Regions from separate parts of the Mus musculus genome. Here region 1 is linked to region 2. The links are chromatin loops, found by intact Hi-C in ENCODE. Cell type or tissue: heart. All regions are shown on one strand. Each heading gives the region's core, and the rest is flanking DNA. Links, peaks and the distances in the headings are about the cores only. Region 1 overlaps Frmd4a (FERM domain containing 4A). Region 2 holds the start of Gm39752 (a long non-coding RNA gene).

Evidence for each region. Hi-C counts contacts between places; a loop is a spot of excess contacts. Peaks named below come from ENCODE experiments on the same cell type or tissue, not always from the same donor. Only the 100,000 strongest peaks of a DNase experiment are listed, where the experiment ranks them.
Region 1: it touches region 2 in a loop (2.5-fold over the local background); 1 of 42 quality-filtered maps calls a loop at or near these places.

The regions. Positions count from the first base shown.
Region 1 is chr2:4,180,672-4,197,031 of GRCm38, reverse strand. All of the region lies in intron 1 of Frmd4a (FERM domain containing 4A), which reads right to left. Among named protein-coding and RNA genes, the nearest start is that of Frmd4a, 36 kb to the right of the region's middle. In heart, for the core only: no CTCF peak of the experiment used is centred there; a DNase peak (open chromatin) is centred at 9,331.
Region 2 is chr2:4,245,745-4,262,104 of GRCm38, reverse strand. The region is part of intron 1 of Frmd4a (FERM domain containing 4A); the gene reads right to left. Gm39752 (a long non-coding RNA gene) reads right to left here and starts at 14,679. Exons shown (of 2, transcript XR_865942.2): 1 at 13,251-14,679; 2 at 1-13,088. RefSeq lists an enhancer at 8,168-10,086. In heart, for the core only: a CTCF peak has its summit at 8,483; DNase peaks (open chromatin) are centred at 8,564 and 9,044; H3K4me3 peaks cover 284 bases; H3K27ac peaks cover 1,876 bases.

The DNA of each region.
Region 1 (16,360 bases), core at 8,126-10,625, 66 kb after region 2:
AATATGGATGATGTAAGCACCCACCAGGTATTGATGTAATCTTTGAGTGTACTTTTATAAGTCCTGGGAACACATTTAGGTAAGCCAGAAGCTAGATGTGATGGTTTGAATATGCTTGGCCCATGGGAAGTGGCACTGTTAGGAGGTGTGGCCTTGTTGGAGTGGGTGTGGCCTTGTTGGAGGGAACGCACCCAAGCTCCACCCAATGTGAAAGATAAATTTTCCTCTTGGCTGCCTGCAGAAGATGGTCCTATCCTGGCTGCCTTCACATCAAGATGTAGAACTCTTGGCTCCTCCAGCACCGAGTCTGCCTGCACACTGCCATGCTTCTTACCATGATGATAATGGACTGAAACTCTGAAACTGTAAGCCAGCCCCAGTCAAATGTTTCCTTTTATAAGAATATGACCTTTGGTCATGGGCTCTTCACAGCAATAAAGCCCAAACTAAGACACCACAAATAGCTGAAATGTCTTTCTTTGGCTCTGGAACTATGATTCCTTCTAGGGCCTAGAGTGGGGAATGGGTATCCTAAAGAGTCAAGTCCTTAACTGTGTAGCACAGGACAATCGGCACTATTTGGGGAGACTAAAATTGCCAAATAATGTACACTCCAAATGTCTAAGGTTTTTTTTAATCAAATATATCTCAATCTATAAGCTCTGGGCCTAAGGCTTTGGAGTCTGAGTGTTAAGGAGCAATGCAGAGCTTCTGCCATTAGCTCCAGCTCACGTGGCCAGCATGTTTCGGGACAGTGCTCTTGGCAGTTCTAGGAAGAATAGGGCCATTCTTGGCAACAAAATGAAAGGCAACAGAAGGAGGATGTAACAGAAACAGCTGAAAGGCTTCAGCAGTGACCAAAAGTAACCTCGGCACCTCATCCTGGGCCCTTTCCCTTGAATTCTCACTGTCAGGGCCTCTTGTCCCCCACTAGCAAGAAGTATTTAGAGGCAAAGGCAAAGCAATCAGAAGAATAGACTGGCCATCGTCAGGGTCAGAAAGTGCTGTCTGCTAAATATGGATCCAAACTCCAAGGTGCCCAGTATTGATCTATTTAAACCCACTTCATCCCATAGAGGCAAAATACAGAAGCCACAAAGCAGCTAACTCCCTTCTGAGAGCTCCCCACTCTATGAGTCCTAATGGGTCAATTATTCCCATCATGGAGAGACTGGTATTCCTATGTTCTCACTTGCTTTCTCCCACATTCTTCCTTCGTGGTGTGGGTATCAGACCCGGACCTTTCAATCAGATACACAAGCATCAGTTCTGGGAGCCCATAGTGAAGCCCGTGGAGCCAGGGATGATCGAGGCAGGAAGAGCATCCGTTTGAGAGCCAGCTGCCCAGCAAGACCCTGTATCACAGAACTGAAAGGGGTCTGGCAGAGGAGTAGAGTGGTTAGAGCAGTGCTTGATGGCTGTGTCAGGCCTTGGGTACCTCTGGATAGCACCAGGGTCATCATGCTGAGTGTGGAAAGTGTGTTAAGATCAGTAGCACAGTGGTATAAGCCTGAGCATCTTGGCTGGCTGAAGCGATGGTACTCGCTCAGTGGTGGGATTTGTAATCATACATTCTCTGGCTATTCAATCCTGAATCCCCAATCACATTTGGATCTCTTTGGCATTCTGTAATTCTCCTGAGTAATCTCTCTTGCAACACATCCCCCACCCCCTCCACCCCTCTCACGCCCCCACCCCCATAACCAACCAGGTATGTCTCTGCAGCAGGATGCCAAGAAGCTTCACAGGAAGGAGGGAGATCATTGTTAGAGGTGATCTCTATTCCCAAATGAGTGTGCAGTTCAGGAGGTGGTCACAGTAAGGTGAAGACATCTAGAAGCAACCTACCAGCAGTCAGGTCAACTCAGGTGACTTCCCAAGTTCAGAGGGTGTCAGGCAGCTATGGATGAGCCGTGCCCTGCTGGTACCCAGGCTGCAAGCTTCTGAGAAAAAAAACTGTTGGGGACATATCTACCAGGAACATCACAAAGGCAGGAAGACAGAGCCAGAAGGAGATTCCAGCTTTCAAAGCTTGGAGAAAAGTCTCTCCTCGCAGGCAGCAGATGGAGTCACGGCTTATTAGCAAAACAGGATTCTTTCCATGGCTGGAGCACATGTCCTTGATGTGCACACACGGCATCCCCTTCCTAAGATGCTCACCTGGGGTTAAAGCCCTGGCTGCTGAAGGCAATGGTGGCTGTGATATATTGGTGGTGTTTTTGAAGCAGATCATGGGTACTGGGGAGAGTACTACAATTCACGCTTTGTATCAGCCCATCTCTTTCAAGTTCAAAATTTCAAATGATTAATGGGGGCTCAGAGTCCAACAAACGAGAGGCGGTGGCACTGCCTGAGCTGTTATGTACTATAATTAAATAATTAATCACTCCATAATTATGAAGGACAGAATTCTGTATCCTGTCCCATAGACCCTTCAGAGGACATACTCAGGGGAGGGGGCTTGGTGTGGCACTTATGCAAGACACAGGCTCTGCTTCTCGGGATGCCCAGGGCCGAGCACGACTGAGGGAGTGTGTGATATCTGCATGTCCCTCTGTAAGTAATGAGTTCCCCAGGGCACAGCAGGTGACAGCTGTTCCCAGATTATAAAATATGAGTGAATTTAAACAGCTTGCTCCTCCTCTCTCATAGATTACAAAGGGCATTTAGGGAAGGAAGCACAATGTCATTTTTTTTTCTGTCTGAGAAAGTGATACAACACAACTATTTGCATATTTTCTTCAGGACGAGGCAGATCCTGGTTCCATTCTACTCAACTCCCAGGAGACAAGCAAATCAGCCAGGTTTGAATTTTGTTGTATGTGTGTCCCAGTCCTTCTGTCTCTCCATCATCCAGTCTACCAACATTTCTGCTTCTTGACCTGACTTACTTCATGACTTCTACATTCTGCAATTTCTGGAGTTTGAAATCTTCATAATCCACTCTCTTGTGAAGTAGATTGCCCCTTTTCTATATAGAAGCTTGGTTTATTACCATCTCTTTCAGGGGGGCTTCCCCAAGTGTTCCCCTCTCCCTCTCCCTTTCCTTCTCTTTCTCTCTCTCTCTCCCTCCCCTTGCCTGATACAGGCATATATTTATCCCCTCTCTCTTGTTTTCAAAGTACTTGTGCATATTGATACCCACTCAGAATATCCCTCCAGATTTGCACTTTTTTCTATCTAAGATCCTCCTTCTCTCAGCCATTAATAAACATCTGTTGAATGGATACATGAGTGCATGACTGAATAAGTGGATCTTGTTCATTATTCAGCAAATTATTAATTCATCGAATGGATAAGTGAACAACTGAGTGCCAATCACTTGCAGCCAACTGTAGCCTTGATTGCCGGTTGCTCAGTAGCCCTCCCTGAGCATGGATTTCCACCTTCCCTTTTGCTTAGTACTGGTGGCGGCGCATGAAGGGAGACCTGGGGACTAGGTCTAGTTTGATGGTGAAGAAAGCTCTTCTGACTGATTGATTTTATATGTATGAGGGGAAAAAAACCATTTTATGAACCCACTAAAATAAAGGGTTTGTCTATTACAGTATCTGCTACTGGCTTAGCTAGCACACAGTTCTTCTAGCTGACATCTGTGCTTCTGGGCTATAGTCCCTTTCTATGGGGCAGGGCACAATGCCTAAACAGGGCAGCTCTCCTTTCTCTCCATCTGGGAAGTTGTGAGACATAAGGACAGTTTTCCTGGTATCATTTTGCATTGAAAGAGCCTAGATTAGTGGCTCTTACCCTTTATAGAATCTCCTGGGGATATTTTAAACTTAAAAATATATAATATAGATATTTTTTCTGCATGTCTGTCTGTGTACTACATGTATGCCTGGTGCCTATGGGTCTTATTAGAACACAAGTTCTGGTCCAGTTGTTCTAGTTGGGTCCCAAGATACCTGTCTAGCAGATCTTAGATAACACACTTCCATGCAAAGGTCACATGCTAAGGACCAAAGTGTGTACTTGGGAGCCATCCAGCTTAGCTGGCCACTTAAGCTACATCATCTTGAACAAGCTACCTCACCTACCAGTTCCTTGGTTTATTCATCAGTTAAATGGAGCTGAAAGCACTCTCCCTTTAGAGGGTAGTTATAAAAGTGTAGTTGATGTATATATGACCGTTGTGGGTACAAAATAAGTTTGTTATGTCAACCATAAGCCTTGTACTATTACAGTGTGTGAGTGTGGCTACCATTAGAAGAGAGACCAGACGTTAGCCCAAAACCCATCTGAACTCTCTGCCTGAATTACTGCATCTATTCGACTCCATTGTCTCTCATTGTTGCATAGAAGTCAAGGTCCTTCCTAGCTTCTGAGATTAAACAAGATAATCCAAAGAAAGCCCCATACATCACACAACTATAAGGGTAACTACTTCAAAAAGAAATAACAGCAAGCCTGACTTCAGGCAGATTCCTTCATGGTTTTGTTCTGTTATAAAACAACACCAACGTTATACAACTTTCAGAAGTTACCAAACCGGAAGCAGAACCTAGCAATAGAACCTTATTTGAAATATGCCACCAGCTGGAGAGCAAGCGTCTAATGTAGGAACCTATGGGGGACATTTCACATTCAAATCAAACTGAACACGCACTTGGACCATTTTATTATAATCCATAATACAACCCACTGACTATGCTCTGTCTCTCTTAGGAAGACTGAGGCATGCTTTGTGGACCTTGGTTCTGAGCAAATCTATAAACTGAAGGCTAGGAACTTATACCAGAGTTTCCCTGGAACATGAGCAGTGTTAGTCTCTGGACACAGAATTCTGAATCTTCCCTGTGATCAGACATCACTTTCTCATCTTGGAGGCTCCTGGCTGTTTTATTGAAGTTTAATGAAACCAGGCAGTGTCATCTAGTGAGACCAGAATTAGGAGACCTAAGTTGGGTCTCTACTTTCCCCTAAACCTTTTTTGTGATTGAATCTGTCTATCTATCTGTCTGCCTGTCCATCTATCTATCTGTCTGTCTATCTTCTATCATCTATCTATACATACACATACATGCATGCATATGTACATACGTACGTACATACATACATACATACATACATGTTTTAAGTTCTTAGGGCTCTTCCTACCTCACTTCCCCAAATGCTCAGATTACATGTATGCACCACCACATCGTTTGTGATTTTATTTTATTATTACGTTTTAATATGTGTGCATCATGCATGCATGCATGCATGCATGCCTGAGTATGTAGACGCAGGGAGTGGTTACAGGACAACTTGCAGGAGTCAGTTCTCTCCTTCCAAAACGTGTGTGTTGCGGGGATAAAACTCAAGTTGCTAGAACTGGTCTCAAGTAACTTTACCTACAGAGCCATCTTCACTGGCCCTCTCTTGTGACTTTAGACACAATAATTACAGTACTGGATACTGAATATTTTTTTTCTCAGTGCCAGGTACTGTGATCCTTGTTTGAGCTATAATTGTTCTGCAAAGTTGCTGTGTTCCCCACTTTGCAGAAGAGAAAACTGAGGCTTGATGTATAGTAAGCAATGGGACCAGGTTGTGACTACAGATCACCAAACAGCACTCTCTCTAACAGGAGGTTCTGATTCCCCCTAGATTTCTTGTTTTAATTGCACATGATTCTCTTGGTGGCTCATGGTGCAGTCCAGGATATTTTGAATGTTCTCATTGACTGCATCCAGAGGACAGGAAGGACATGCAAGGATCCCTCTGATCCTGTGCATCTTTCAGAGCAAGTGTGTGGTGGGCTGCTTCCCAGCGTCCCCTTCACAAACGAGGAGGGAGAAAGTGAAGTTAATGGGGCAGCTCAGCTATGACCAGGGATACAATGGAAGTAATCAAGTCTGGGGCTGGGGGATGGTTGCCATGACACTGCAGAGCATCCTCCATGACTGCTGCCTAGGAATATTTCCTTCCTGATGGATGACAAGTTGTCTCGCTTTTCTTGTAAGCAAATGTGGTAACAATATTAAACAATTACGAGTAGTGTCCACTGGCTGCTTCTCCATTGCTTTGGAAATGGTATTTTAGAGCTCCCGAACCAATTGTTCAACTATTGACAAGGAAGATGGGACAGTATATTCTCTTCACCCAAAGACAAAAGATAAGTGATCTCCTCCAGGAAATTTAAGCACACGACCACACTAACAGTCTGAGGTTTGCACAGGCCCAATTTTATACCTCATAATCTCACTGGGGACCAGCAAGATTAAAAGTCCTTGTCTCCCAAGGACCGACACATCACACACAAATAGTAATGTAAAAGGCTTACGGGATGAACTCTTTAAGCACTGCAATCACTAGACGAAGGCATAATCAGGATGAGAAGAGCTGCTAAGGTGAATATTTTCCCTGCTTCATGGTTCAAATGCAGCTTTCCTGCCAAGTGTGACTATCTGACCTTTACAATGCTATGGCCCCAACAAATCAAGCAAGTATTAATCTATCTCTCACTGCAGTAAATCAACAGTTTACCACAAGACATGCCATCGCACACGCTCACCCACCCACACACCAGCAAAGGCACACCACAACTTGGGCTATCTCAGAGCTTGCAGGCCTGGGAGGAGGTGGGGGAAACAGTAGTAAATAAAACACTACTGCCACAAGCAAGTCTGTGGTAAACAGAGCCACCAGTGTCCAGCACAGGGCCACAGAGGCAAGCACAAGGCAGAGGTGAGTCTCCACTCTAATTTATGGCATTGAGGATAGTGGAATGGCCCATGAAAGACTTGAGAGGAGTTTCACTTCTTCCAGTGTTTTCCAGCTCAGTCATAGGAACCTCCATCCATTTACACACACGTCCAAGCCAGAAACCTACATCTTTTTGAGACAAATGTCTTTCTTATTCTGAGTATCATCCCCACCCTCCCCAGGGCCTGTTGGCCTTTTCCTCCTTTCTTGGGAGTCTGTATACTCTGTCTGTTCCTCCCATGTCTTCACTGCACAGTGGCCTCCAGTAGCCTTGTTTACTACCAAGATCAGGAGAACTATTTCTAAGCTCTTCCTAGTCCTAGGCAGTAAGGGGGAATTCTTCCTTGCTCTGGGGAAGCTACATGGGAAGGGGCTTTAGAGGGTCACCATGAGAGGTCCTAATACTGCAGGCGTGTCCAATGTTTTGACATTGCAATCCTATGCTGTCATCTATAAAATCTGGGCTTCCAAATTGTGCAACTATGTTATAAAAACAAGCAAGCAAGCAAACAAACAAAAATAATAAAAACTAAAACAACAAAAACAAAAAACACCAAACCAAACAAAGGAACAAACAAACAAAGAATCCCCCCAAATCAACTGCAACAAAAACTACAATGTTTGAAGTAAGTGTGTGATTTTTGTGTTCTGTCACATACAAAACAGTCCTGACGCACTTGAGGCCTATGCATCACAAGTCCACTCCAGACTACATTTGAGGAGAAGCCTGGAGTCAAGCACCCAGGTTTATTTCCTGGCTGAGAGTCTTGACTTCTCTGTTTCTCCTTTGTCTCATCTGGTAAGCAACATGATGAGAAAGCCTGACTGCCTCTATGTCCTTCACCCCTGGATGAATTACCTTTCAGCCCTTTGACTTAGAATCTGCTTCTCCCAGCCTTGCCACATTCTGATAGCACTGTTCATTGTTGCTTCAATGGTCCTGTTTCTCTCTACACATCTCTAGTCAAAACATTGTCCCCTTAAGAATAATACCGTGTTCCTATGATTGGAATCAAACCCCACCTCCACAAATCTAAGATCCTTTCTCTAAAAAGTTTACTTCCTGGCTGGAGGAATGGCTCAGCAGAAAGAGCACTTACTGCTTTTGCTGAAGACCAAGGTTCAGTTTCTAGCATCTACTTGGGTAGCTTACAATCACATGAGGCTCCAGTTTTAGGGGCTCCAATGCCCTCTTCTAGTCTCCATGGATATCTGCGCACTTATGGTGCACATAAAGTCATGTAGGCGTACACACATACATATAAATAAAGAATTTTTTGAAAGCTTACTTCAATTAACCCTCAACTGTTGTACTTTGTCAATTTCCCTATCATTTCTTATACTTTGATTCTTTGTTATAAATCCTTATAGATACAGGCATGATTTCTCCTTTTCATTTTAAGGAGATGTTGTTGAGAGCAAGCCTCATTTACCCCCATATCCAAAGAGTCCAGAGTTCTCAAATGTGATGCAAATTTTGGTGTGTTTCTCCTGTGATAGTAAAATAAATTTGCTTGCTAGCACACATCTTTGCCCAGCATATTGTTGCCTAGCAAATATTCAATAGAAGGTTTTTAGTCTTTGGACACAATGTCCTGTGTGCTACTGCAGATATATCTGCTAGTTGTGCAGAGGAAATGCATGGTGTGTTGACTACAAAGCATTGTGTGCATAGTAAGCAGTCGCATTATGTCACTGTCATCATGGCTGCCATCACTAATGACATGTCTGCAGTCCTCCCTTCACCTCACTCCACTCTGTGTGCCTCTCATTCCCCATCACTGGGTCAGGAGGTCAGATGAGATAAAGACCTTAAAGAACTGCTGAGTGCCTGCACAAGTCAGCTGGTCCCGGGGAGATCTAAGACTGTGTGATGTGTTTTGCTTTTTACTTGTGAGAAAGCCTCCTGGTAAGTGTGTCCAGCCACAGTGGGGGTGCTTCCCCACCAAGGATATGTTTGTTCCCCCTCCAAGGGCTTCTCTGAACCCAGAACTTGTGTAACAAGGATTCAGCCGAGTCAGCCCCAGGGCCTGTCTTCTTTACCTGCTTTCTCTACCATGGTGAACTGCTGAGAATTGGTTCATTACTGTGAATCTAGTTAACAGCATGAACCAAGGCAAGGGAGTGTTGTTTTTTTCTTTAATCACTTGATTTAAATCAGTAAAACAAAGTAGAACAAAACAGCCCTCTGAGAGCCTCAGGAGATGCTTACTGATGTAAAATTACTAATAATTTATATCAAGAACATTATTATTATGACACAATCTGTAGGACACAGCCTACACTTTATCAGTTCAAAACTGGGACAATACCAGAGGAGAATTAGCTCACAGGGCAGAAATTTGACTTTAACAATGTCCCATCAGGAAGGAGAATTCCCTGGGGGCCTGTATGCTGGGCAGGTTGGTTTTTATAGATAGATGGTTTTCTCCTGGGAGTAGAATCATCCCGACACCCATGCCAGGGGACTCTTGCAGGTCCTGCTGAGGCCACTGGCTCTGTGTCCTACGGATGGGTGAACATGCTTCTATTCTCTATTTTCAGTGCTCCTGGGAAACATCCAGAGTCTAAGAGGAAGTATGACCTCTGGATATTAATAGCTTCCATTAGCACTCGACAGAAAGAAGCCAGTCTTTGATATCTGAAGCTGGCAAACCTCCCTGCCCACATGCTGCCAAATTTTCCATCTTGTGGGCACCTGGTAGCTAGCTTCTCATGGATGAAGCTGTGCGAACACATTCTTTCCCCTCCTTCCACAGGATAGCCTACCCCTTGTTCTGTTGTTGTGACCCAGGGGTGGTCTTTGGCCATAGCCTCCTCACACTCTTTCAGGCTGTAGTCTTACCACTGGGTCTAGCCACCTGGTTCCTGGCTTGCCTTCTCTTCAGAGCACCTTTCCCTTCCCTGAGACCCTGGACATGCACAGAGGTTGATGGAACATATTCACTTTGTTGTGACCAATATTTCTTTTATCTCTAACTGCTTGTCCCAGAAACCTTCTGTTCTTATCTTTCTAATAGTTGATGACCATTTGTCCTCTGACATACTATGTATAGGTTTCTCTATGAAGACTATTGTTTTGTTTTATGCTATGCTATGCTATGCTATGCTATGCTATGCTATGCTATGCTATGCTATTCTTCATATGGTTTGAACTGAGGCTTAATCATAGGGCTTGCACATTTTAAGCAAACACTCAACCACTGGGCTCTATCTTCAGCCCTCTTTTCACTTTTCATCTTGAGACAGGGTCTCACTAAATGACACGGGATGACCTAGAACTCAATCTGCAGCCCAGGCAGGTTTTGCATTTGTGATTCCCCTGCCTCAGCCTCTGTCATAGCTGAAGTTCAGACCTGCATCATGAGGGCTGTTATTGTTTCTTTCTTAGAGTTTTGTTTTCATTTGTTTGACTCTGAAATGTTGTCCAAAGCTTCCTGCTCTGCAGCTGGTGGCAGGCACTATGTGCGAGGTTCTGGAGGCTTTAGGGGTGGAGCTTAGTTGGAGAACGTCTAACACTGTAGCTGGGTCCTTTGCCCTGGATTTTCCCTGCGGCTATTTTCTGTTCCATATCTGCTGTGATGTGAACAGTGATCCTCGCCATACATCTCTGCAACTGTGACACCTGCTCAAGTGCATGCAGCTTTTCAGCCACAGCCTGAGCCTTCCACAACTGTGAGCTGAAATCATCTTTCCTGATTTAAATAAGTTCTACTGGGTAGTTTTGTCCCAGCAGAGTGACAACTGCAATAGCTAAGTTTGCACATAGCTTCGATGACTGTCTTGGTTAGGGTTTTACTGCTGTGAGCAGACACCATGACCAAGGCAAGTCTTATAAAGGACAACATTTAATTGGGGCTGGCTTACAGGCACAGAGGTTTAGTCCATTATCATCAAGGCAGAAACATGTCGAGCATCCAGGCAGGCATGGTACAGGAGGAACTGAGATTCTACATCTTCATCTGCTAGCAGAATACTGACTTCTAGAAAGCTAAGATGAGGGTCTTAAAGCCCATGCCCACAGTGACACACCTACTCCAACATGGCCACACCTCCTAATAGTACCACTCCCTGGGTCAAGCATATTCCAACCATGACAATAATCAACCACTAGGCATTGCATACATACATGCACAAGTATGTGTATATTTTTGGTTTCTGAGATCCAATCTTTCTAAGTTAGAATGCAACCTTCAATTTGATTTTGATGTGCCAAGGTAAAAATCAAAAAACCCTCACTTTGTATGTCTGGCTCTGTGGAGGGGGAGTGTGGATCTTTTCTTTCAGAAAGAGTTGGCAATGCTAGGGAGTTATTGGTACCTGCTGTTACTGGTACTGATGTGCCATTAGCCTCTAACTGTAGTATGTGCTATGCATCCCAATCACAAAATCCCCAACTTAAGCATTTGCTAGAACAAAGGAAATGATTAACTATGGGGTCCTCAGACTTCCCTCTGATCATTGTATTTAAAACACTACAGTGAGCGATAACACAGGAGGATGGGAGGCAGGGGTGAGTTGAAACCTTTGTCTGATGGGGAGAAGCCATTAGATTAGCTAGAAAGAGACAACAGCAGAGGGACAGGGGACCTTCTGGGGCCTTTGCCAGTTCCCGAAACCACTGCCCCACCCACTCTGTCATCTCCTCTATGTAGTGGCTCCTTTGGGTCATCTTGGCCTCAATACTCAGCCTTAATGATGAAATCCAGCTCAGTGTGACTTTGTGAAACAGACTCAAATGATGTACAAGGCAGTCTCATGTAAGATTGTAGCTGTCCCTGGGCTTGCTGGCTCAATCTTTCCTAGCAGATATCTGAGGTCCTCAACTGAGACCTTGCTTGACCCATCTGTCAGTCTATTTTGAGAAATTCGGACTTGGGGGAATACATGGTTCAACACCTTTGCTCTGGAGACAGAAGGGAATATGATTCTGAGCCTCTGGCTACACAGGGCCAATTTCTGTAGTCCACTGACCCAAAACACCATGCCTTTCTTCCCTGCAGGGCTTATAAGATGCCCTTGTTGAGATTGAGGTTGTTGAAATCACGCGTGTCTGGCCTTTTCTTTTAACCATAATAATAACCTCTTAGCTTCTGCTCCAAACACACCCCTCCCCCGTCTACAGCCCTGACTGAAGACCTCTGCTTGGTTGTGGGTTACCCTTTAGTCTGCAGCCACACAGGCAATTTCCCTGACCAGTGGGGCGCAAAACTCAAACACACATTCAATGTGGGAGTTCTCCAAGCACCTTTCAACCGTTTTCGTGTTGTTCATCAAGCAGACCAGGAAATGCCGAAGAAAACAGAGAGCGGAGCAATGCACTGGGAGTAGCAGATGGGGATGGATATGAGGCTGAGTTTACCTCTTAAAACCCAGAAGAGACAGTTCTGCCAGCTTTGGTGGCCTCTTCATGGGCAGCTGGGGAATTTGCAAAGATTTTGTCAGGGAAAACAAAGGAGAGAACATTAGAAACAGCAGGTTTGAGGTCTTTGCTATAGTTCCCTATTCCTCTCCTCTGAATGTTTTTGGGTGGTGGGACATTTACACGTAAACATAAGCCAGAAGGCTTGCAGTTATTTGGAGAGCTCAGAGCCAGTTGGAGGGAATGTCAGATATAAACCCAGTTGTGGGAGGACCTTCCAAATCCCAGACCTCCCCTTTGAATCTCATTCTGCCTTGCCCCACTATAACCTGACCAACAGGAGCCCAGTTCTGACATGGCTTTGGGCTGATCTGGGAACAATACATTTCCTTATAGCATTAGATCCCCAAGCTGTCCCCGTTCTTTGTAAGAAGACAGTCCTACAGTGCCCTCTGGCCCTCAGCAGGAAGGTTGGGATAAGAAGGAGAAAAATCTGCACAATTTTGAGATAGTTAATTCTTATTGAACTTCAGAAGGTTTGGTTCAAGATGTAGAGGTGGCAGGCTGTGCTTGGTTGACAACACGGATGTCATCTTAGCAGAAAACAGGTGTGTTGATGTATCCGAGGAAGATGGAAGCTTGTCAAGGGGTTTTTGAAACATTTTACTTGGGGATTGAAGCATCTAAGCAAAAAGATCACTTTATTTTTAAGTCCAGGGTCTTAAAACCGAATAGAGAAAGAAACAGTAAAAAAACAGTGATTGAGAATGTAACAGTGAGGTTGGAGTTCCATCACAGACAGAAAAGCACACATGGGTTCTTCATGTCTGGCCAGATGTCTCTTAACATTTAGGCAGCTCAGATTACAGGTAAGAGCACTGACTGCTCTTCTGGAGGTTCTGAGTTCAAATCTCAGCAACCACATGGTGGCTCACAACCATCCATAATGAGATCTGATGCCCTCTTCTGGTGTGTCTGAAGACAGCTACAGTGTACTTACATATAATAAATAAATAAATCTTTAAAAAAAAAAGAAAAATAAATCTCTCTTAATCAGCATTGAAAATTCATAGATCTGATAAATTTCAAGCTCTCAGAGATGTATCAGGTGTCAGAAATGATCGGTGGATGCTGCGTTTCCCTCCCTAAAGCTGGTCCTGAACCTCACACAACTCTGATTCGTCTGGCTGTCCTGAGATCTTTTGATGAATCTTTGAAAGCCAGTTTTGAATGTTCATAATTAATTAGAAGACAAGTGTGAGACAGTGTGGCAAAATTTTGTATAGCTAACAAGATTATTCCAACATCCCAGACAGGAAATGTCCACCTCCCCAGCATGAAACTCTCTCAGGACTGATACTATTCTCATATCTCCCTTCAGTAACTGTTACCTCATGACAATTCCAACTCAACCAGGGCTAGACACTAAATGAAGTCACCTGGGTCTGCTTCCTGACCTCCCTAAGCTACCACACAAGGGCACAGTTTCCTAAAGACACATTTTTGGCCTTGTTTCACATCAATTGAAATAGAATAACTATATTTGAACCTTTATACATTAAAAACCATCTTTTATGCAGGGATTTCTTCCCTATGCTCTGTGGAAGGATATATTCCAATTCTGAGACAAGATACACACAATACTTGTGGGCACATGAGCTTATGGGCTGTGCTTTTAAATCCATCATGAACTGCATGTGTTTTGAAGTTATGAAGAGAGTCAAAAGGGTTTTGCATTTGACTGAACAGAGGCCTCCTTGGTATCTCCCTCTCTTCCTTCCTTTCCTACTGAGACTTCTTTATTTTGTACTTCTTTATTTTTGCTTTGTGACTTGAAAGCTATCAGGACATAATGATTTCAACATAAATTGTTTGCTTAATATGAGTCTTAAAGTGATTAAAGTTGGGTAGAGGCACATGGTAATTCACACTATGCAGCCCAGAAGAATCTATTGTCATAAAACAGAGACATTCTACAGATGGCCCCTCCCCATCTTCTCCCATTCCTAGCCTTGATTTCTCTTCAGTAATCATCAATTGTGTGTGCATGTTTTCTCCTTCTGAATGCACGAGAGTGTATTTTCCTTACTTCTTGATCCTCTGATTTTATTTCTATGTATTTTGGTAATTCTTCTTCTTCTTCTTCTTCTTCTTCTTCTTCTTCTTCTTCTTCTTCTTCTTCTTCTTCTTCTTCTTCTTCTTCTTCTTCTTCTTCTTCTTCTTCTTCTTCTTCTTCTTCTTCTCCTTCTCCTCCTCCTCCTCCTCCTCCTCCTCCTCCTCCTCCTCCTCCTCCTCCTCTTCCTCCTCCTCCTCTCTCTCTCTCTCTCTCTCTCTCTCTCTCTCTCTCTCATACACACACACACACACACACACACACACACACACACACACACACACACAAATGGGCTTATTTTAAGTACTAAGTGTCTTTTTTTCTAAGAAGCATTTTGGAGCTGGGGATGTCAGAATACTCTGAACAGAGTTACTTCATAAACAACCCTGTACGCTCTTGTGCTCTTCAAGACAAGAGGCCACTGTGGGGTAGCTCCAACTCACACACAACAAACAAACAAACAAACAAACAAACAAACAAATTATTATGTGTTGTGCTGTTCATTGGTAATCCCAGCACCAGGGAGTCAGAGACAGGGTCCCTGGGGCTGGCTGGTTAGCCAGTTTAGCTGAATTAGTGACCTCCATGTCAGCAAACTCCCTGTCTTTTTTTTTTTTTTTTTAAGAACAGTGTCCTGTAGAGTGACAGTTGAGGTTGACCTGTGGTTTCCACATACACATACATGTGTTGTACCCTTCACATGAAGACATACATTCTCTCTCTCTCTCTCTCTCTCTCTCTCTCTCTCTCTCTCTCTCTCTCTCCCTCTCTCTCTCTCACACACACAGACAGACAGACAGACAGAGAAGAGGAAGGTGCCATGAGGGAGAGGGACCATGAGCCAGTAGAAGCAGCAAGTATTTGGGGTAAACCGCTGGGGAAGTAGTCAGTTCAGCAGATAGAAAAGTAGATTAGGGGTCACCCACAGGAATTGACAAAGCCAAATAAAATAACCATAATTTGAGACTCATTCATCTGTAAGCTAGACAGGGGTAAGTTTGAATTGGATCAACTGCAAAGACCACTTCAGTAACCCAGCAGATAAATTGAGATCCCAGAAGATTTAGAATCGATTGGAAAATGAATTGCTGTGTTTCCAACTAGCACTGATCCATGAAGGAACTGATAAACCCGTTCATTCATCCAGGAGTATTTATTGGCCACTTTCATTGTGACTAGCGCCTAGTCATATGCTAATAACACTAAAATGTTCAGCAAAACATTTCAGAGCATGGTGAACAGGGGAATTAGCTAATTCCAACTTCCTGTAAATATGAAGATGTATTTCTAGTTACATAGTAAGGTCTTATGGCCATCACTGCAAAATTAGTAATTCAATCTACATTGTTATTTTTCTGATGCTGCCAGAAATCAAGAAATTTTAACCTACTCACCATTGTTCTGAGCCGTGAGTTTGTCTGTTTTTTTTTTTTTTTTTTTTGTCTATTAACATGTTTGTTATTACCTTGTTGGCATTGTGATTACATACAAATAGCAAGAACAGGAAGACACAGACAACATCTAAGGAAATTTGAAATTTGGTAGTCAAAGACTAGGTATGATTGTGGTGGGAAATCAGAGCTGTGCTCACCATGGCATAAACAGCATCCTCCACTTCTTAAGTGGGTCATCTTAAAAATGGCCAAAATTGTATACTGAGCAGTGGGAGTTTCATTTTGTTTTTCTCAAATGATCATGAAAACTAAAAAACCAAACAAACAAAACAAAAAATAAACCAAAAACCAAAAACAACCTATCAACTAGTGCTTTTTACAAGAGATTGTTACGCTGAGCTTCTTGGTAAGCAGTCCTGGTCCAATCTAGAACATGATGATATCCACATTTCTGTGATTGTCCTACACATCCTGTAATCTGTTGCTTTGGCCTCTAATGTGTGTCATGTTCTATCAAACACTTTAGAAATAACATCCCATTGTGTTCCTTTCTATTTGTGCTAAATTGTATGACTGTATATTTTGGAGGGCATCTAAATGTAAGACTCCAGGATGCATAGACAGTATGAGGGAAATCTGTTTTTACAAAGAAGGGGCATCTGGCATCCCTCGGGCAGTATTATGTAGTACTCACTACAACCTGTAAGATGAATATGGTCAGCATCCTTAACACCGACAAGGATCATTGACCTGTACATGTCTTTTGTCCTAAGCATCAACCCTTCTATTTGAGACTTTCCTCCT
Region 2 (16,360 bases), core at 7,318-9,817:
TTATGGAAATCAAGTTCTTTGACTCAAGCACTGGATAAATCATATGTTGTCGTGCACATCTGTATGCTCACCACCCTGAAGATGGAAGCAGAGGATTAGGAGTTGAAGGTCATCCTTGGATACCTAGCAAGTTTGAGGTCAGCCTGCACTATACTGAGTCCTGTCTCAAAACCCAAACCGTATCTAAGGTATAAAAGAGTTTTATTCGTCAGTGCATGATTCATGCTAAAAATGGATCATGAGATGCTCACTTTTGTCGATACTCACTTCTGTCCCAGCCTCCTGAATGCTGGGATTACAGCTGTGCATCACCATACCATACTCGAAACACACACTGTAGTGAGCAGGAGTCTCGCAGCTCCACTGGAATCTGATGAGACTTCCATGGCCAGTATGGCATTGTTGGCACACTCATGCACCCATGCGCCACGTGCTTTTACCTGGCTCTTGTTCCAGATGCCTGGGATAGAGCTTCTAGAGACCTTGGGAATTTACTCAGTCTTATGCTGATGAGATTGTCCTAAGAGACAAAGGGAGGACTCCGGTATCATCATCAGATGGGGACCAGTCACTAAGACGCCATATCAACAGAGAGGCAGGGGAGGACAAGGATCAGGTCCATTTCTGTGGCCAATGGTTTAATCACACATGATATTTAATTTAACCTTGGCAAAACCTCTATAGAATAGAGCTCTCTGAATTTTTGTGTTGAAGAACCCTAGTTGTGGGGTGAGGCAGGGTAGGATGGGGTGGAGCGGGTCATCCAGAGAAGCCACTGATTGTCCTGTCTTTCTTCTCTGTATGCCTTGTGCCCTTCCTCAATCGGAACTTTTTTTTTTCCCCACAAACTGTTAAACATAGTGTTTTTCTGAGTCTGATCCATTCTAGCCACTCACTGAAACAGACGTGGGGTGAGAACCATTGACTTGTAGCCAGTCAAAACAGTATCCCCCAAAGAATCCCCAAACGTTGTGGGTACATTTTAGAAGGGTTCCTGTAGAGGCTGCAAAGCCGGACTAAGTGCTGCCCTGTGGCTTCTTCTTGATGTTTTCTCACAGGCTAGCACCAGCTACAAGGGAAGGAGGTCAGAGAGGGGTGTGTATTTGCACAGCACCGTATTAACAGAGAGCTAGAGCCACTGATCCATAATGGCAGAGCATGGCTGATTAGCTGTGCCAAAGGGAGGTCACATCCCAGTGAGCAATTACTTCCGCCTCAGTCAGATCCTTTCAGACATGAGCTCACGGGGCAGGGATGTGCTGAAAGTGCCGTGTAGACTCATAGCCACGTCAGTCATACGGCTTTGTTATCAGCAGAGCCCAGTCCTGCAAATTTTCCCTGGCCAGAAGTCAGAATGCTTTGTTTTCATGTCTCTATTTCCTTAGAGACTTCCCCATAATCCTTTGCCTCACTATCTTCTTCAAATTTAAGCAAATCCCGCCCCCCTCACTTTTCTGGAGGGCTTGCTTTTGTTATATTATCACTCCTATGGCCTAGGAGACCTACTGGACCTTGTAAGCAAGGAGACACTTGCTTTGAATGTTACAGCATCAAAGAGCTCTGTCTGACACTCTGGTCCCTGGGTCCAGCTGTGCTGATTCATTTCTCTGGCTTTGCTGTCTACTCTGTTACTGATGACCCTAGGGGCATCGTCTCTCCTACTGAGCGTGCCCACTGCTCCACCTCAACTCTTGGCCCATGAAGATATGCACTGATTTCTCTTCCTATAATTCTTTTCTATGACTGACACAGACACTCTCGTTTCTCTAACCAAGTGGAAGCACTTAGCAAGTGCTTACTTATTCCTCCTTAGTGCAAAGAAAAGCTAAACTTTGTTTTTAAGCAGAGATCTATACTGGAGTCTGCTACAGATCCTGTGCCCTGCATGGATCTGACATTGTCTACACTGAAAGGGGGCAGGCCGTTCAGCCCTCTGCAAGCTCCCATGTGGCGGCAGAGGAGGACTTCAGGTGCCCTACTCTGTCACTTTCTGTCATGTTCCTTTGAAACAGGGGCTCTCACTGATCCTGGAACTATGCTGGTGGCCAGCAAGCCCCAGGAATCCCCCACATTGTCATGGTCACAGGTGTGTATAACCATGCCTGGTATTTTACATGGCTGCTGAGATCCAAATTCAGGCCCCAATGCTCGTATGGTAAGCACTCTTACCGCTAAACCATGTCTCCAAGCCCAGCCTTCCTTTATAAAAGGTTACTTTCCTTAGGTATTTGTTGCAGCAATGAGAAACTAAGTAACTCATCTGCTTGTATTTTATGATATTTCAATTTTTTTCAGTCTTAAATATCAAATTCTAAAGAACAAATAGTACTCTCCCCAAACTCACAGCCCATGGAAGCCAGTGGAACCTCCTGGTCTTGTGCTATGGTTCATTCACATGCAAGCAGGCATTTTAAAGATTTTGCTAAACTCATTCCTGCTTCTCCATGTCTTCGAGTGAAAAAAAATTTCTTGACAGACTCTGCTCTCTGCCTATTAAACAATTAAAAGGTACTGATCAGAGAGCTGGACTAGACATGAACTGTCTGCTATGTGAGCCTCAGGACCAGAGTTCAATTCCCCAGTGTCCACTTAAAACACTAAGCACAGTGGTACAGGTCTGTGCTTTTGTGCTGGAGAAGATATACCACTGCTGGTCTAGCCCTGGAACTTGTTAGCTAAACAGCATAGCTGAATTGTCGAGCTCCTGGGTCAGTGAGAGAACCTGTCTCAAAAAGTCAGGTGGAGAGTGAGCAAGGAAGATACTTAGCACTGACCTCATGAGCACGCAAATCAGCGGATGGAGTGCAAGGCGTAGGGAATCTCTTTGTGCTTTAAATTTCTTACTATAAGATACGTAAGTCATGACTGGTGGTACAGGCCAATAGTCTTAGCTAATGGGTTGGCTGAAGTAGGAGGTTTGCAAGTTCAAGACTAGCCTGAGCTAGAGAAGGTCCAGGGCAAGTCTGAGCAACTGTGAAAAGTACAAGAGCCTGTGAGGAGCCGCCCTTGCAATCGCCATTACAAGATGGCGCTGATATCCGGTGTTCTAACTAGTAAACCAGTAGTCTGCGCATGTGCTGGGTTATTTTTCCATGCCTTGTGCCCTGCCTGTCCCGTGGCGTTATCTGGGCTAATGGTGAGCAGCTAATCAGGAGCTGACATGTCTCCAACCGCTCTTTGTGGGTTATAAAAGGACTGAGTTTCCTGTATTCGAGGTCTTCCTGATAAGTAAGCAATAAAGCTTTGCCGTAGAAGGATCTGGTTGTCCGAGTGTGTTTTGCTGACGAAACATTACAAGGACAAGAAGAGCCAAGGCAGGGACACAGTGGTAGAAGGGTGCGTGCTTAGTGTATGCAAGACTCTGGGTTCAATCCTTAATCCATAAACAATTTAACAAAAAACTTCACTATAATGTATGGTATGTGATATAAATGTGAGGTGCAGAAGATGTCCTAAAACATACCTAGAGTCTAAAGATGTTTTTATAGAGCAGACACCCATGTGACCTGCACACAGATGACAAAGGTTGCAACAGATACTGGAGGCATTCCACATGCCTGATCCAGATGAAAATCCTTCCCTTTCGCCAGCCTGGTCTTCCCCACCACCATCTTTTGTGATAAGCCTTCTCTTGATGTTGGGTATGGTTTTCCCACCTGCACGTAACAGTCCTAGAGAACATTAGCCATGGACTTTAGAGCCACATAGACGCAGCTAGGCCCCCACCCTTGTTGTAAAAGCATCATCTCAAAGGGCTCATCTTTCAGAGAATCTCTAGTCTCAGCAGTAAAGTGCAGCTCAGGCTATCCAGTGTGCATGACTACAGTAAAAATGTAGAGCAGGCCATCCAGGGCCAGTCCCCAGGGTTGGAGAGAGAGGAAGCTCCGAGCTGGGGTTGTACAGAGAAGGCACTGGCTGTGTTAGTCTTCTTCCTCACTCCTTCCCTGCTTGGCCCCACTAGAACCTGTTTTGGAAATTTTGTTGTAAAATCACTTCTCTATCCTCTACTCTTAACTCTTCTGTTGTTCACACACACACACACACACACACACACACACACACACACACACACACACACACCACTAAATAAAAGAATACATTTTTTTAAAGATATTGCTGATATAGTTTGAATACAATTGTCACAGGCATCTCCGGAGTAGCAAGTGAATTTTTATGATTCTATTTGGCATTATTAAATCTGGCAGACTATGCTTTGTCACTAAACCTTGACATCTTAGTCAGGAGATTGGCATGCTCTATATCTCCTTTGGCTTATCATAGCTAAGAATCAGCAAATGATAAAAAACTGCAAGCTGTCTTCAGTCAGGCTCAGGAGAGGGGGCCTCAGAGAGCTTTGCAATCAAATTATCTGCTTCTGGATCAGAAGAAATTTTGGTATGCATATCATCATGATAAATTTCTAGACTTGCAGTTATTTGCCTCTTGGTTGTGGCAAAGTAGAGAATAGATACCTATCTGACTTTTCAAATGCCAAGCAACACACAGGCCATTCTCAATTAAAGGAGAGCCTCAGACAGGTTATGTGTACTCTTTCCTCAACATATCTCAACAGAGATGTGTCTCAGCTTCTTTACCTGGGAGCTGATTTGTGAGAATATGGCATGTTGACAAATGCAAAATAATAATAATAAGTGATGTGCTCTGTGGGAAGTTTGCATTCTTGCAATAACTCAGGAATTTTTTAAGACAAAAGAGACAGGAATCTAAGAAGACAAAAGTCAACGAGGAGACGCCTGTAAAGTAACTCATTGGGTAAAGGAACTTGCCTGAGTGTCATTCCAAGACCTATGGATAGGTGAGAACCATCTCCTTAAAGTTTTCCCCTGACCTCCACACAGGCACGCGCATACACATACAACTAAGTTTATGCACGATAAATAAAGTGTGATAGAAATGTTGAAATCAATGGCTAATGTGACAATTGAAGACAAAAGATCCCTTCCCACGGACTGTGTATTTATAGCCTTGTCTCTTGTGTGAAATGTCCATTTGTTTGGAATCAAATCCAGTCTGCTGGCCTGAACTAATAGATGTGATTTTAGCCAATCAACCAATCAATCATCAATCTCACCCAGAATTAAAGACTAGCTTTGGTCAGGGATATTATAAATATTTACACATGATCAAAACTTCCATTTACTCCCCTCTGCCCTTGCCTGGAATCTCACATAAATAAATTGTCCTCTGAAAATTCAGATTTTGAATGTCTACTCCCCAGGGTGGTTGCATTTGGAGACAGGACTTCTAAGAAAATAGCGAGACTTAAACAAGATCTGAAGAGTGGGCTCTGATCTACTGGGATGAGTGTCCTTAGTGGGCTAGTTTGAAGGCAATTTGGTAAAAGCTCGAGACATTTGGGGAGTGGAAACATCAATTAAGAAAATGCCTTAACCAGGTTTCTCTGTGACCAAGCCTGTGGTGCATTTTCTTAAATAGTGACTGAAAGGGAGGGTTCAGCTCATTGTAGGTAGTGCCATCCCTGGACTAGTGGTCCTAGGTGCTATAGGAAAGTTGGCTGAGCAAGCCATGAGGAGCAAGCCTGTAAGCAGTACCTCTCCATGGTCTCTGCCTCAGCTTCTTGATACAGGTTCCTACCCTGCTTAAGTCCCTACAGTGACTTCCTCTAATGATAGACTGTGATGTGGAAATATGAGTGACACCCAAGTTGGTTTTGCTCATGGTGTTTCATCACAGAAACAGAAGCCCTAACTCAGACATGCTCTGTAGGAGGGAAACTCTTGGGCACTCTTTTCTCTCTCTCCTCTCTCACGAAGCAGGGCCATGGAAGCACAAAACAAGCCATTGAGCCTCATTAAGCTAAGGTGAGACGCCTAAGTGGAGTCGCGTGATGAAGAACCTTGAGTTGAGACTCTGCAGTGTCTAGAGCTCTAGTCTGTGGTGGGTTTTCATGGCAGCTGGAACAGGCTAAGACATGACTGTTCTGCATATTCAGCTGAGTGGTTTATGAATGGAAGTTCCCAAGAACTTCTCCTCATTGCTCTCCATCCTCAACATAGCCTCAACATAGCCTCTAGTTCAGAGGTTCTCAACCTGTGAGTCGAACAACCCTTTCACAGGGGTTGCCGAAGACCATCGCAAAACACAGGTGTTTACATTATGATTCATAACAGTAACAAAATCACAGTCATAAAGTAGCAACAAAAATAACTTTATGGTTGGGGGTCACCACAGCATGAGGAACTGGATTAAAGGGTCGCAGGATATGCAGGCTTAAGGAGTACCACTTTAGCTCAATCTGGCTCTTGTCTAGAATCAAATGATGGTATTTTTTGGATAACACAAGATAGTGACCATCTTTTTTTTTTTTTAATGTATTCCATACCAGACACTCTTCTGTGTTGATCAATTTAATAATTCTAGCTCTGGGAACCAGATGCCACTATTATTACCTCTGTTTTGTAGTTGAGGAGTCAGAGACATGGTAGGTTATGCAGCAACTAGAGATTACTCAGTAGTACATGTAGAGAGGATTCCTAGCCTGCATAGGCTGCAGAATCTATGCCTTTATCCAGTGTGATGACCTCCCTCCTGGATTAAGCAGTAGCTGACACTGATGACACTCTTCCCTTAGGGAAAGACACTAAGTGACTTGCACGAATTAACGTACTTAGTACCTAACTCCATGAAGTAGGTAGGGTCTAGACTATTATGATGTCCAATGTGGCATAGTGAAAACTCACAGCACAGTTAGGTTGAGGCCTCAAAACATGGAGCCAGGGACCATGGACTGAATGCTCTGACCCCTTGAGGCAAAATCCATTGTCTCTCCTACAAGTGTTTTGTCACAGCTGTACAACAGCAACTAACATGTGCACCTACACAAGTGTCATTGGATGCTATCTGCATGCTTTTAGAGGTCGGCTTCAGAATGCCCAATGTCAAACAATGAGGAAATGACCATCTCATGACCAGAGTCAGAGCTCAGCTGTAGTTGACTCAGGGATGGTTGACTGAGTTCATCATCTAAGACTCAGTCCATTCTGTGACTCCTCAATGTAGGCTGCATCCTGAGGCAGGCAGTAAGAAGCCTGCAGAAGCGAGGTGGCTGATATAGCCCTGACATTGTATTAAGAGAAGAAATGCATATTTCCTCTTTCCCTGACAGCATTTTTCACAGTAACACTAGCAGACAGTATGATTTATACATAGGAAAGGGAGATGCATCATGCAGTCAATGAATATTTCCATTCCTCAAAATAAATATGTTCTTTTAATTATTTTGATATAACAGCACATTGGGCTGTCTCCTGAGTGCTATGGTGAGTATGTGTTGTACTTGAATAACTACTGGATATAGATGAAAGTCACTTTTTGGCACTTCAAGACCGAGGCAAGAGTCTGGAGCTGTGATTCTAGTCTGTGTTCCCACCACTGGTGAGGCCCTGGCAGGATTGTGGGCTCAAGCTGACCTCATCAGTAGAAGGCAGAGGTTTCCCATGCTCATCCTTCTCTTGGTGATGATGTTGGGTTGATCTTATTATCTCTGGATAGTTCACAGATATGGAAATTAAGGCTCAGAGCGTATAATGGACATATCCCAAATTTAAGTTTATTTATTTAAATTTAACTGTGATGATGCTAATGTTCTTTCTACGGCACCGCAAAAGACCACATCTGGTGAGGATGTCCAGAAAGCAGAACCCTGACTTACGACTAGTGGGGCTGCAAAATAGTTAAATCACTGTGGAAATCAGAATAGAAGTCTCAAAACACTAAACACATAACCACGAAGTGGCCCAGCTGTACTGCTCCTGGGTATCACCCAGAGGCCTATATGTTTTACGACAGATAAGCCAGCATGCCTTGCTCACTATTGCATTACAGTAAAGGAATGTCTAACAACAGATGAATGGAGAAAAAGTCTTATGATACCTACACACAATGGAATTTTGTTTAGCTGTGAAAGAAAAAATGACATTATAATATTTGCAGCAAAATGAGTAGAAGTGGGCACTACTATATTAAGTGAAATATCTCAGATCTAAAATGATGAATACTGCATATTTTTTTTCATATGTGGCTCCTGCATTTGAGAGAGAGAGAGAACTAGAAAAGGAACCAGATGTCTTTAGCTAGAGGTAGGGGGTGGTAAGAAAAAATATAACAGAATTTATAGACTTGGAAAAGGAAGGAGAATTGGTAGGGGGTGGGGGCAGGGGCAGGGGCAGGGGCAGGGGTAGGGGCAGGGGCAGGGGCAGGGGCAGGGGCAGGGGCAGGGGCAGGGGCAGGGGCAGGGGTGGGCAGGGTCCCAAAGAAGGGAGAAGGGACGAGAAGCAATAAAAAGCAATGTATGCAGAGCTTATGTAAGGCCCGTTATTGTGTTTACCAGTTTAAGAGAAAGATAATAATAAAACAATGTCAACTAAAACAAAGATCCTATGTCCTATACTTGAAGCACATAGTGTCATTTAAAGGCCCTCCCTGCAGTTCTTTGGGAAGCCACCAGGGTTCAGCTGAACATGGGTCAGAGTTCTCTGCCATCTGCATAGTATCCCATCACACAGGCTCGCCTGGGGGTTTCACAGACTCCCAGCTGGCATGTGTTCTCCAGACTATGTATTCTAACCCCTGAGGATTATCTATTGGCCTCAGCAGAGAAGACACCACGGCCCAGATATGAGCGTGGGGGTCTCCTGTTACAGATATGCCATTAAAATCCTGCCGGGGCTTGGGAAGCACACTAAAAACTAAGAATCTAAAATAGACATTTTACAGCTTCCCTGAGACTTTTGAGCCTAACTGAGCAGTTTAAAAGCTTAAGAGCAGCATTGTATCAGCCGAGGGATTTGAAAAATCAAGTCAGGTTCTTCCTGCTACTTAACTCAGTGCCAAACATAATGATTTTGCAATCAAAAGCTCACAAGCAATTTTGCCAGGAAGCGCTCACTGACGGAATCCTCTTTGTTTCTCCTAAGGTGGCTGGGAGCTGGGGTACAACAGTGGCTGAGTGTGTTGCCCTTGTAAAATATGACTCACAAGCATTTACAGAAGAGATATTGAGCCCCTAAAAATAGGTTGTTTTTATATTGGCGTTTTCCCTAGCTACAGCCTCGCTGAAAGAATGCGTGTCCCCAGCTCCACTCTCCCTTCATGGAGCTGTTTAAATGACTTGTTGTTATGGTCACTTCCTGTAGCGTCTGAAATATTTCTCCTTGTAAAACCCTATCACAAGTCATGCAAACACTATCACAAGTCCCTCCACCTTACATTGCTATGGTCATCTGAACAGGCTTGGGACAATATATATTCTTGCACAATCACAAAGCATAATCTTCTTGCAGGAATTTTAAAGGCACTTTATTGGGACCAGCTGGTGAACTTTGGGCCTCAGAAAACCGTGTCTATTTTGAGCATGGAGGAGATAGTTCATTTGTTGCATTGCTGGCAGAGGCAAGTTAAGAATACAAGGCTGCAGTAGTTGGACTAGCTCCTATCAATGCTCCCACGCATATGGGGACTACTATGTTGCTTATAAACATTTCATCCATGCTGCCTAACTTGCAGGAGAGGGAATGCCACTTCCACCCAGTCAGGGGACTCCTGGGAGCTGTGCTTCTTTAAACCTGTCGCTGTGTCTTGTTGGACAGTGGTTGCCTTTCCTCCAGCTGTGAGACTTTCAGGGTGGAGGCCGTCATATAGGCGTTGGCACTTTTTAAATGAGATTTCCAAGACCAAGATAGGTAGGGAGCCACTTGAGTCCTCCAACTTAAGTAGGAAAACGTCCTGAAGAAATGACCACAATCAAATGCTAAATAGTATCTGGGAAATGGCCCAGCCAATACAGTTCTTGTAGCATAAGCATGGGGACCTGTGCTGAACCCTCAGAAGCCACCTTCTTTTAAAAAATCCTGTTATTATGGTATGTGCTTGTAATCACAGCCCTCAGGTGGTGGAGAGAGGTGAGTCTCTGGGTTTCCTGGTCAGCCATTGTAGTCAAATTAGCAAGCTTTGGGTTAGCCAAGGTGGAGGGTACCAGAGGAACAACACTAAAGGCTGACATCTGACTTCTTGCACACACTTGCACATGCACTCCACGGACACATATGCACTCCACCACAAATATGTAAATACATACCAACATTCAAAAAGCTCCATAAACAAGCATACATACATAAGCATACATAAGCATGGCCTAACCGTGCTTAACTTTATGAAACAAAGAAGCAGTATGTCATGAAAGAAGACAGAAATGTACTTTGCTCCTCTGGATGTCCGCTGGCACAGAACCAAGGTCTGAATAAATAAAAAGAGGGAGTTGTAATGCTTTCTTACCCATATAATGGCTTAGTGGTGACCATAGTCCTAGCTCCCAGTTTCCCTTGCTAACATCGCCAGAAGAAGGTGTATATGTGAGTGTCTGTGTGACTATGTGCTTATGTGTGTGTGTGTGTGTGTGTGTGTGTGTGGTGAGCAGTGCCATCTGACAGGTCTATCTTTTGCACGTGGACCACAACAGCAGGGGTTGGAAACAACATATATGCTTTCAGAAGACAAAGTCAGAGTTGCCTGGCTCTGGTCACCTGAGGCAGAGGGGATTCATCTTAGCAGGGAAAACTGCTCTAGGAGTTGGTGGGAAGCTATGTGCTTCTGCCCAGTTTCTCTAACAATTGACTATGGCGGCAGGCAACTGTGGCCACTTGGAATGGGAAGATGTGCATTTGCACCTGTGAGTTCTAGAGCCTAAGACCAAGGGTCTGGCTGAACATGGCTCACATAGGTTCTCAGTATTTGTGAAGAAGCAAGCAGGTGATTCCAGCAAGACTGCACTAGGAAAGTTCTCTTCCAGCCCAAATAGCTACTCTATCGCAATGTTTCTCTATATGTCACCCTGCACTAGACGTTTATTTTAACCCACCCAACAGCGTGCTTTTTCGGGTCATCTTTTAGAGTGTCAATATGCAGATGCCTTAGCAGGAATGGGGGACAATGTCATGAAATCGACCTTTCCGATTTGATTTCCAGTAAAAAGCAGAGGCTCAGGCCCCTGTTAGAAGAAAGGACTATGTGCCATTTCTCTGCTGGCTTGCTGAGATGTTATACCACTTACCTAAGGGGGATGTGTGGGAGGATGGCCCAGTTTGAACAAGAAATGATACTATGGGGATGGGGGATGATGGCTCAGTGGTTAAGAGCATACATTCTTCTGACAGGGCATGTGAGCCTGGTTCCCCGCATCCGTGTGAGGTGCCTCACAAACCCATCAATTCCCATCTGGCACCTGCCCAACCCCCCACACAGAGACACACATATACAACCCCCCACACAGAGACACACATATACAACCCCCCACACAGAGACACACATATACAACCCCCCACACAGAGACACACATATATGCACAACTGAAAACAATAAAATAAATGTGTTTTTTTTAAAAAAAAGTCAATACATATTAAATCCCTAACATTTATTTGTCTCTATTAATTGTGCACTTTCTCATACAAGCGGTGTGAAGAAAACATTATTGCAATTTGGGAAAGCATTAATTATTTATTACTTAGTGTTATCAGTTTCCCTATATCGTTCATTATACTTGCATTTTGGCCCAGCCTTGGACTGTGTTAACCATATGTAGAGCTCTTAGCCTTTGGGGAATCTGAAAAAGTTTTGGGAGGTTGTAAGGAATTTCAGCTTTTCTCATAGGAATTAGTTAAATTGTACAGAAACAAAAATACCTTTTATGTACTATTATTTATGTGTATATTAGCTCAAACTTCTCAGGCATATATTACCGTGAACTCTTATGTAGAATTATGCTCATTCACACATTAATGGATTAGTTTTATTAGGGTTAATGGGACTGGTTTGCTGGGTTTTGTCCTCACCCCAGGCTAAGTAGTAGGAGGGGAGGAAATTGTCTCTTTTAGTCAGTTGTATCTATTCAAAACGTCTTAAGTGATCTGTGGCTGTATTATCCTCTGGTGTCAAAGTACATTCCTATTGTTCTTTGTCCCCAGAGGCTCTCTGTCTCTAGGGCCTCCAACTTAACCTCGGCTCCCCAACTGCTGTGTAGACAGAGAATGGTGTTAGTGATTTGTGTTTCTGTAGTTCTGGGAAAGCGTCAATTGGCCACTCTGTGATATGCTGGGGGCGTTAAGCACTTAGACTCGGGTCATACCAATTACAATGTGAGTTCTACTGCTAGTTCCTGTAGGGAGGGGCAGTGAGCTCTGCACCTGGGTGCAGTCGATGACAGAGTCTACTGAATCCACTGGCCCATCTCTAGCCATGCAGCTGGTTCTGCCACACAGGGTCGTATCTTAGCCAGGGACAGCCTGACAGTCTTCACAGAAGCTTGGCTCTTCATGCCTATTTCCCTGGAAGAGGTTTTCCAGGTTATACCAGGGTCCTCAAGAGACCCTGCCCTCCAGCTGCAGGGTCAGGTGGTTCCTTGATACTGTGCTGGGGTCCCATGAGACAGTTTTCACTAGTCCCTGACGATATAAGAAAGGTGGAAACAGCTGTAACGTTAAGGTAATACTTACTCTAAAGGTTGTAGTAAAATATATTGTTTTAACTGTGCATGTTAAATTTGTTAACATAAAATGACAGTAATGTCGGGGACACCCTCCCTTCCCCACTCTAGATAATCCCCTTTCAAAGTTAAGTCAGTTTCAAAAAATTAAAAAAATAATCGATGTTGGTGATTCTTCAGTAGCTGTTCTCTGATAAAAACTGAAACGAGTGTCACTGATGGACCAACGCAAACGTTGTGGTCTGGACCTGGAAATCCTCCCAAAGGCTAAGGCTTGGTCCATAGGTCAGCTATGCTCCTAAGTGGGGCTCATAAGAAGTGACTGGACATGAGGGCTGGGACCTTAATGATAGATTAGCCCATTGATTGATTCCTAATTTGATGGTCTGTTGTGGAGTAATTGACACTCGGGAAGTAGGGCTTGGTTAAAGGGGGTGTGCTCTTGCCCTTGGTCTTTTCCCTGTGCTCTTACTTTGTCTCTTGCCTTCTGTGAGGTAAGCTGCTTCTCTCTGGCACATATTTCCTACCATGATGTTCTGTACAGAAGCAACAGGTACCATGACCGAAGCCTCTGAAACAAGATAAATCTTTTCTCCATAAAAATGACACTTTGTTATTTTCTCACAGGAAAGGAAAGCTGCCTCACATTGCAGACCCCTCTTAAAGGGAAAGAGCCCACATCCTTGTATATGTGTACCCTCTTGCTTGTGACTTGACATTCCCTACTACTCACCACCATTTGCTAAGAAGACATGTTCAGAGCTCGTGTTTTCACAAGCTAGTTACGTGCAAATTCGAGGGTGATACAGTCTGACTTGAATCTACAGGATTGGAAGGGGAGGGCGGGTAAAGCAGGAATGGGAGAGAGGGAAATGAGGGGGAGGGGAAAGAGAGGAACAATTAAAACCAAGTGTGAATGAAAATCAACAAGGGAACATGCAACCTTATAAGCTAATTAAACATAAAAGTAGCATGGAGATCATGCCTGGTACGATGTCTTCTAAATATTCATCTTTACATCCACAGATTAGTGCGTTTAAAGCCCGCGTCAGAGATGCTTCTTATGCACGGAATGAGGTTACTACAGAGGCTCACAACTGGCCAAGGTGCAAAGACTAAGCAATAGCAGAGTGCACAGTCTTAGGTGGACAACTATATCACATCCTCTTCTGCCAAGGCAGGGACCACTGCAGAAGATGTGGTAGAAAGACTGCGAGACCCAGAGGTCACATTGAACTGCTACAGAGCAGTGTCTTCTGGACAGTGCCTTTGTGCTCAATAACGTACAGCAGGTGCAGTTGCCCACAGAAGAGCTGCATAAGACCCAGTCAGTCAAAATTCCACTATGGATGGGGGAGGAGCTTGCGAAGCTCTGTGTCTGAGGACCTAATGGCAGTAGATGACTACTCAAGGGGAGTCCGTTTCCTTCAGGGTCGTGGCCCTTGCTCTGTGTCTGTGCACACCGAGGAAATACCAGTTGGACTCAGTGGCATGTCTTTTTGTTAAAGGACCTGGATGTGGGGGGCAGATACTTGGTGACGGGTCTGAGAAGAATCATAGGAGGAGAACAGTGGTGGGTATTGTCAAAGTGCATTATATACACGTATAAATTTCTCAAATAATAAGTAAAAACACATTTTTACAAAGATATAGGCCACTTGAACGAGAACATCGACTTAACTATAGAAAACATAAAATAGCCAAAGCAAAGCCCAGCGCCACTGACTGCCTGACACATGTTCACTCATTCTCTCCCGCTTCCTTTCCCTCCCTCTCTTTCCTATCTTCCACTTTCTCTGTTTACTGTAGCTGCCAAGGGCTCTATGAGTGAGGCATGGTCCAGAGCAATAGAGCAGCATGATCAGGGGAGATGATGTGAGTGATGGACAGACAGGGAGGGACAACAGGAAGAGAGTGTACAGTCTTAGAATCTAGTTACCACTATTATACATTTGAAACACTTGAAGGCTACTTAGAAAAAGGAAATTATACAATCAATTTTACTTTAAAAGCTTAGATTTGTTTTTCTATTTACCAATTTCTACAATGAAATGTTTAAAATTGTCTAGGTTGTAACATCTATAATACTTCCATTAAAAACATTTCTTTATTGTTAAAAAAAAAAGGACTTATAAATGTTAAAAACAAAACTAGAAGCTCAAGTCCAAGTGGATCAAGGACCTTCATATAAAACCAGATACACTGAATCTAATAGAAGAGAAATTGGGGAAAACCTCAAACACATGGGCACAGGGGAAACATTCCTGAACAGAACACCAATGGCTTGTGCTCTAAGATCAAGAATTGACAAATGGGACCTCATAAGACTGAAAAGCTTTTGTAAGGCAAAGGACACTGTCAATGGGACAAAACAGCAACCAACAGATTGGTAAAAGATCTTTTCCAATCCTACTTCTGATAGAGGGCTAATATTCAATGTATACAAAGAACTCACCCTATTAAAAAATGGGGAACAGAGCTAAACAGAATTCTCAACCAAGGAAACTCAAAGGGCTCAGAAACACCTAAAGAAATGTTCAGTATCCTTAGCCATCAGGGAAATACAAATCAAAACTACCCTAAGATTCTACCTCACAGCAGTCAGAATGGCTAAAACTCAGGTGACAGCAGATGTTGGTGAGGATGTGGAGAAAAAGGGAAACTCCTCCATTGCTGGTGGGATTGCAAGCTGGTACAAACACCCTGGAAATCAGTTTGGCAGTTCCTCAGAAAATTGGGCATAGTACTACTGGAAGATCCAGTAATACCACTCCTGGGCATATACCCAGAAGATGTTCCAACTTGTAATAAGGACACATGCTGTACTATGTTCATAGCAGCCTTATTTATAATAGCTGGAAGCTGGAAGCAACCCAGATGTCCCACAACAGAGGAATGGATACAGAAAATGAGGTACATTTACACAATAGAGTACTACTCAGGTATTAAAAGCAATGACTTCATGAAATTCGTAGGCAAATAGATGGATCTTGAGAATATCATCCTGAGTGAGGTGACTCAGTCACAAAGGAAAAAACATGGTATGTACTCACTGATACATGGATACTAGCCAAAAAGTTGGGAATATCTAAGATTCAATTCACAGACCTTATGAAGCCTAAGAAGAAGGAAGACCAAAGTGTGGATGCTTCAGTACTTTTTAGAAGGGGGAACAAAATGCTCACAGGAGGAAATATGGAGACAAACTGTGGAGCAGAGACTGAAGGAAAGGCCATCCAGAGACTGCTCCACCTGGGGATCCATCTAATATATAGCCACCAAACCAGGATGCTATTGTGGATGCCCGGAAGAGCTTGCTAATAGAAGACTGATATGGCTGTCTCTTGAGAGGTTCTGCCAGAGCCTGACCAATATAGAGGAGGAAGCTTGCAGCCAACCATTGGACTGAGTTTGGAGGTCCCCGATTGAGGAGATGGAGAAGGGATTGAATGAGCTGAGGGGGTTTGCAGCCCCCATGGAGGGAGCAACGGTGTCAACAGGTCAGGACCCCCCTCCCCAAGGCTCTTGGGGACTGTACTACCAACCAAAGAATACACATGGAGTGACCCATGGCGCTGGTCACATATGTGGCAGAAGATGGCCTTGTTGGACATCAGTGGGAGGAGAGGCCCTTGGGCCTGAATGTGTTCAATGCCCCAGTATAGGGGAATGCCAGGGCGAGAGGATGGGTGAGTGGGTAGAGGAGCACCCTCATAGAGGCAGAGGGAAGGGGGATGGGATGAGGGGTTTCCAAAGAGGAGAACTGGAAAGGGGAAAACATTTGAAATGTAAATAAAGAAAATATCCAAGAAAAAAGAAAACAAATGTTGATGAGACTGTAAA